2 separate regions of the Homo sapiens genome follow, and region 1 is linked to region 2. The links are chromatin contacts, found by Hi-C or POLR2A ChIA-PET in ENCODE. All regions are on one chromosome and are shown on one strand. The core of a region is the stretch at or near the end of the contact, and the rest is flanking DNA. Distances in the headings are between cores, read along the strand shown. Region 1 overlaps LOC124901432 (a long non-coding RNA gene). Region 2 overlaps MTHFD1L (methylenetetrahydrofolate dehydrogenase (NADP+ dependent) 1 like).

Region 1 (2,757 bases), core at 86-2,585, 81 kb after region 2:
TTATACTGTCTGGGATTGTGTAAGTACATCCTACGGTGTTTGCACAGAAATGCCTAGCGATGTGTTTCTCCGAACATATCCCTGTCATTAAGTGATATATGATTGTATAGTTTTGTATCTGTAACCGTACACATACAGTATAAAGCAGTTTGCCTTAAAATTACACTTACTTAACACATGGCTATACAATTTTATAAAGCATTGATTTTGCTTATAAACCCCACAAGCGGTCGGGCGTGGTGGCTCACGCCTGTAATCCCAGCACTTTGGGAGGCCAAGGCAGGCAGATCACAAGGTCAGGAAATCGAGACCATCCTGGCTAACATGGTGAAACCCTGCCTCTACTAAAAATACAAAAAATTAGCCGGGCATGGTGGCGGGCACCTGTAATCCCAGCTACTCGGGAGGCTGAGGCAGGAGAATGGAGTGAACCCGGGAGGTGGAGCTTACAGTGAGCTGAGATTGCACCACTGCACTCCAGCCTGGGCGAAGGGCAAGACTCCGTCTCAAATAAATAAATAAATAAATAAAAATAAACCCCACAAACTTCCTCCTTCAGCTTCTTCTTCGACTGGTTTTGAGTATATTGCTTGAATATATTACTTTGGTCCCTCTGTTTTTCTTTTCTGACTGACTTAACCCTTAGCATAAGCCAAAATCACTGAGCAAATTATATCCCTGGTTCTCTAGAAAACTTGATTGATAGTTGAACTATGATTCAAGAGTTCTAAATATTGATGGGAGGAGAAGGCAGAAAGTCGCAGGCATCTCTAAGAATCTGATGAAAATTCACAGCTAGTATGGCACTCTCAGGTGAGATTTTTGTCTCATTAAATGGGAAATAGCTTTGGGGTACTGGCTTGAGTCACCAGGGTCATATGAATCAGCTGTAAATTGTCACCTGGATTAGGTCAGAGGGGTCATAGGTATCCCTGGCCCTTGAAATAAGGGCTCTGTCTGACTTAGGGCAGTCACCCATCTCTTTGAACTTCAGTTTCTCAAAATGAGAATGACAATGATGAAAACTGCCCTCTGGAAGCAGTGTCCTGAGGTGCTAGCCATCCGTTTGGAAATCAGTATTCCCTTGTGTGCACAATCAAAACAAGTGTAACCTGTCTGTTCCACTGACTCTTCAGAGGTTGCTTTTACCACTAGGACTTGTAGTTTAGTTTACCGTTGAATTGCTTTATTTAAACTCTAATCTAGTTATATAAACACACTTCAGCACAATTTATAGGCTTGCGATTCTTTCTATCATGGCTGGCTCTTTTTTTTCTTCCTGAAACAAACTCTTGAGTCTAGACTTTGTCAGGTTGATACATGAGTTTGGGGACTGTTTATACGGAAACCATATACACATTCCAGAAACCTGCCTTGTTACTGATCTGCAATAAAGATGATAAGCCTTTGACTCATAAAAAGACACCCACGATATCCTTTGAAGTGCAAACCCTGATCTACTACTGAAAAGGGGCACAAAGAGATTCCTCAAAACTGGCCTTGTTGCTTTAAGAAGAGGTGACTATTAACGAGAGAGCAACTCTATGGGCGAGAACTTTCTCATGATACAAACTGTTAGCAATGCAAGGGGCTGGGGAATCTGTAAATAGTGATTTTCCTCCTGGGGGAAGTTCTTAAGCAAGACTGATTGACCATCCTCAAGAAACAGTATGAAAGGGATTCAATCAATCAGTGGCAAAGAAGATGGATTTGTAGGTACCTTTCAATTCAAATATCCTGTCTTCGATTTCTCTAATAAGCCTAGGAAGACAGGATTGTGCTAATGACTCAGTCCTAAACAATAGATCCTTGTAAACAGTGGATGTGGCCACCCTACCATTGGTGACGTAGGGCAAGTGGTGGGGGTATATGTGTGGTAATCCACTGGGTGTTTTAGGCCAAGTGTGTAGTCCAAAGAACACATTTCTAAACTTTTAAAACACAGACAAATTATACTCAATAAATCAATGTTCAGTGACTGTTTCTTGCCAGTGCAGAAAAAAACAAACATAGAAATGGCCAAAGTTTACTTTGCCAATCTGTCGTAGACTACAGACTATTAGGAGGGGGATCTCAGTAAAGGTCAGGCCTAAAGCAATGAGGAGAGAAGGGGAGCTCTTGGTCCTTCAGAGAGGACCGATGTCACAGAGTGATGACAGTCAGACTAGTACCAATGCGCATGAGAAGCAAATCAGTTCCTGAAGCTCGGTGCTATATATTCATCACAAATAAACCTGAAATGCATTACCTGGTCTCTTCTGAATCTCATATGGATCAGTATCTAAAGAGCAATAAAGTTCAGGAGCTGTATCTTCTAATACAAATGACTATATGACTATAGATATAGTTATAGATAGACATAGATATAGATCTAAGGATATATGTATGTATATTATTTTGGCCAACAATTTCTTCTCTTTCAACTACCAGAAAGTAAAAATACAGAGATGAAACAGTAGTGCTTTTGTTACTTCTTTCTGGGTTTTTTTGTTGTTATCATTTTTCTTTTCTTTTGTTTTTTTGAGACAGGGTCTCACTTTGTCACCCAGGCCAGAGTGCAGTGGCATGATCACGACTCACTGCAGCCTTGACCTCCCTGGGCTCAAGCAATCCTCCCACCTCAGCCTCCTGAGTAGCTGGGACTACAGGTGTACGCCACCATGCCCAGCTGATTTTTGTATTGTTTTTGTAGAGACAAGGCCTTGCCATGTTGCCCACGCTGGTCTTGAATTCCTGGACTCAAGCAATCCACCTGCC
Region 2 (3,049 bases), core at 446-2,945:
GATTTGTCTAGCTCTGACTAATGTGTGCAAACCCCACATTCCACTAAGCAAATGCAAGATTGTTTTTCCCTGTTCATTTGTTCCTGGGCCCTTCTTGCTTACTGTGTTGGGAGTTGGAGAGGGGATAATTGACTTCTTTCTTCTCACAGTGTTTTCTCTTTTTTTTTTTTTTTTTTTTTTTTGAGACAGAGTATTGCTCTGTCGCCCAGGCTGGAGTGCAGTAGCATGATCTCGGCTCACTGCAACCTCCGCCTTCCAGGTTCAAGTGATACTCCTGCCTCAGCCTCCCAAGTAGCTGGGACTACAGGTATATGCCACCACATCTGGCTCATTTTTTGTATTTTTCAAAGAGACTGGGGTCTCACCATGTTGGCCAGGCTGGTCTCAAACTCCTGACCTCAAGTAAGCCACTGCGCCCGGCCATCTCTCACAGTGTTTTTTAAAACAACAATGCATTTTCATAACAGTTGGCCTGGAGAGGTGTCCGACCAAGTTGGAATTCATAGTAGAATCCATTGGAAGTTAATTTTTGATGTATTTGACTGTTTTCCATTGACTTCGCATTGAGGCAGTGAGAGAGACTTGAAGAACTTAGAATACGCACCCTTTTGTCACTGGCAAACATGGGACATAGAGGCGTGTCTTGACAGCAATTTGTGGCAACACTCTGGGCTGGAATCTAGGGGTTAGACAGCCTGGCCGGTTTTGTAAATTAGATAGCCAGGCCACCCTCAGAGTCAGTTTGAGGGTTGAGTGGGAAGCCTGAATAAAAAGAGAAGTTAAACTTTTAAGAAAAGGGTCAAGCTTTAAAACTGGAATTGGGTTTTCAAATTTAATGAGGAAAAAGAAACCCCAAAACTGGAATTGTAATTGTGGAGAAATACAACTGATAATATTTGGAATATCATCTACAAGGAATGAAACTATCCAGAAGCATTTAGATGGTAGTCAGTGCCATGTAGGGCACCTCTGGGGGCAGGGTGGCTCCTGGCACTGTGGAGAAAGACGACTGGTGCTTCCTTCTCCCAATCGGAGGAAAGGGATACACTGTGGAGGTCCCAGCAGCTTAGGGCCTGCCCCCCATGTGGTTATCTCTGTGCCGTTTCCTTCCCTCTGTCTTCCTGTAACTCCTTCACTTTGGCCCCTCTGCCCTTTCTGGGCAGAGGGTGACAGGAGGCACCGCATGGGTACATTCTTTTTTTTTTTTTTTCTTTTTTTTGAGACAGAGTCTCACTCTGTCACCTGGGCTGGAGTGCAGTGGCGCAATCTCGACTCACTGCAACCTCCATCTCCGGGTTTCAAGCGATTCTCCTGCCTCAGCCTCCCGAGTAGCTGGGATTACAGGTGGCCGCCACTACGCCCCGCTAGTTTTTTGTATTTTTAATAGAGATGGCATTTCACTATGTTGTTCAGGCTGGTCTCAAACTCCTGACCTCGTGATTCACCTGCCTCAGCCTCCCAAAGTGCTGGGATTACAGGAGTGAGCCACTGCGCCCGGCCAACTACATGCTTTTTTCCTCCTGTCGGGATTGGCCTGGGCTGTACCTATCTCATGGTGGAAACCTGCCCAGGGACCAGGCCCTAGAAGACCAGCAGTTTATTTAACTGGGTTGGCCTTTGTCCCCACTCCCTGTGACCCGGCCCTGCCACATCTTTACCCAGGTGCACCACTGACATCATCGCTTGGCTGGACTCTGGAAAGCAGGAAACTGCTGGAGCGTGTTTGGGGCATCAGTGATGTCACCCGCTACAAATGCTGGGTGGGGTTACTGGACTGAGGGCCATGAAAAAAGAAAGCTGCGGCCCCGGCCCGTGGACTCACTGCCATTCTGCTCTTTCTCACGTTTCAGTTCAGCTCGGTTTGTTTTCCGTCCCCCTCCCTCTACTGTAAAAGTATGTACTCAGTGTTTCGTTTCCTGCTGGATCTGATTCAGGTCAGTGATGAAGTTATTTGTGAACTCAGTGGGGAGGTGTTTCCTCCCCTTTGTACCGGCCCTACTTAGGGATGCACGGTTGGTTATACGCTTGCTTCACTCGGTTAGGCATGGAGGAGAATTCATTCAGCCCTCATAGGTTTAAATCAAATGCATGACCCTTCACATTTTCCAGAGATTTACGGCCAGTTACAATGAGACAATTAAACATTCACCCCCCCGCCAAGCTGCACTTGGAGATGTGTAAGCAGTAATGTAGTCATGCGCTCCCCATGATGTGAGAGCGTGCAGAACGCCACTCCCCCCAGCAGGTCCGCCAGGACCTCCGCAGGGAGCATCTTGCCTGCAAAATCACACATCCCTTTTTCCCCCTCTCTCCACTTTCCCTACTACTTTTCCACTCCCACACCCACAAATAAACAAAGAAACCTTGAGCTTATTTTACAAAAGTCTTTGAAATGGCCCTCGTCTCTCCAATGCTCCTGGGTCCTGGTTTGGCCCCATCTGTGCAATCTCTCTGATGAGTGTGAAATAAGCCAGGTTTGGCTCATGCTCTGCCGGTGAGCTTGCCCTCCCCATGAGCCTGTCCTCTCCATCTGGCCTCACTTTGTTTGTGTCCCTGTGTCCTTTGTCTCCCATCCTGGGATCCTGGTGGTTTCCTCCTCCCCTCCCAGCATGAGTCCTTTTCCCCAGGGTTCTTCCCTATCTCTACATCAGAATTTCCTGCTTTCTCCCAAATATGCATTTCCCTGGCCCAGGCATCCACTGCTTCCTCTCATCGTGAGGTCCCTGCCGCAGGCTGCTGATGGTATTGTGGCCGTGCCTTCCTCCACAACCCAGGGAAAGCTACGTGTGTGTCTGTCCCATAGGGAAGGAGTCATCCCTGTCTCCTCAGTGTGGTGTGTTCAGGAGGAAGGAAAGTAACCAGCGTCGTTCTCAATTTCCAGAAACTGTTTATCATATTGACAAGAAGAAGAAAGCTTTGTGACTCATGAGAATGATGTTTTCCTCTCTGGTACATAAGGTTATCTAGGTCCAATCCATTTGTGTAGAGGATCTTCTCTCCCCTAGTGTGATATGCACTTATTTTTAGCACAAGTATAAAACTACTTTAA

Evidence for each region. Hi-C counts contacts between places; a loop is a spot of excess contacts on that map. ChIA-PET counts read pairs that join two places held with the same protein, here RNA polymerase II (POLR2A).
Region 1: a map of sigmoid colon shows a loop between it and region 2 (2.4-fold over the local background). The contact joins two enhancer-like sites. A Hi-C loop is called at or near these places in 3 of 168 maps with a recorded cell type or tissue (astrocyte of the cerebellum, breast epithelium and sigmoid colon). POLR2A ChIA-PET finds 5 or more read pairs at or near these places in 4 of 52 experiments (MCF 10A, Panc1, SK-N-SH and 1 more).

Annotation. Positions count from the first base shown.
Region 1 is chr6:151,124,401-151,127,157 of GRCh38, forward strand. The region is part of intron 3 of LOC124901432 (a long non-coding RNA gene); the gene reads right to left. Among named protein-coding and RNA genes, the nearest start is that of MIR12131, 23 kb to the left of the region's middle. Within about 2 kb of position 1,336, at least 4 of the 41 ENCODE cell types and tissues checked have a DNase peak (open chromatin) inside an H3K27ac peak, as active enhancers do.
Region 2 is chr6:151,043,101-151,046,149 of GRCh38, forward strand. The region is part of intron 26 of MTHFD1L (methylenetetrahydrofolate dehydrogenase (NADP+ dependent) 1 like); the gene reads left to right. Among named protein-coding and RNA genes, the nearest start is that of MIR12131, 58 kb to the right of the region's middle. Within about 2 kb of position 1,696, at least 27 of the 41 ENCODE cell types and tissues checked have a DNase peak (open chromatin) inside an H3K27ac peak, as active enhancers do.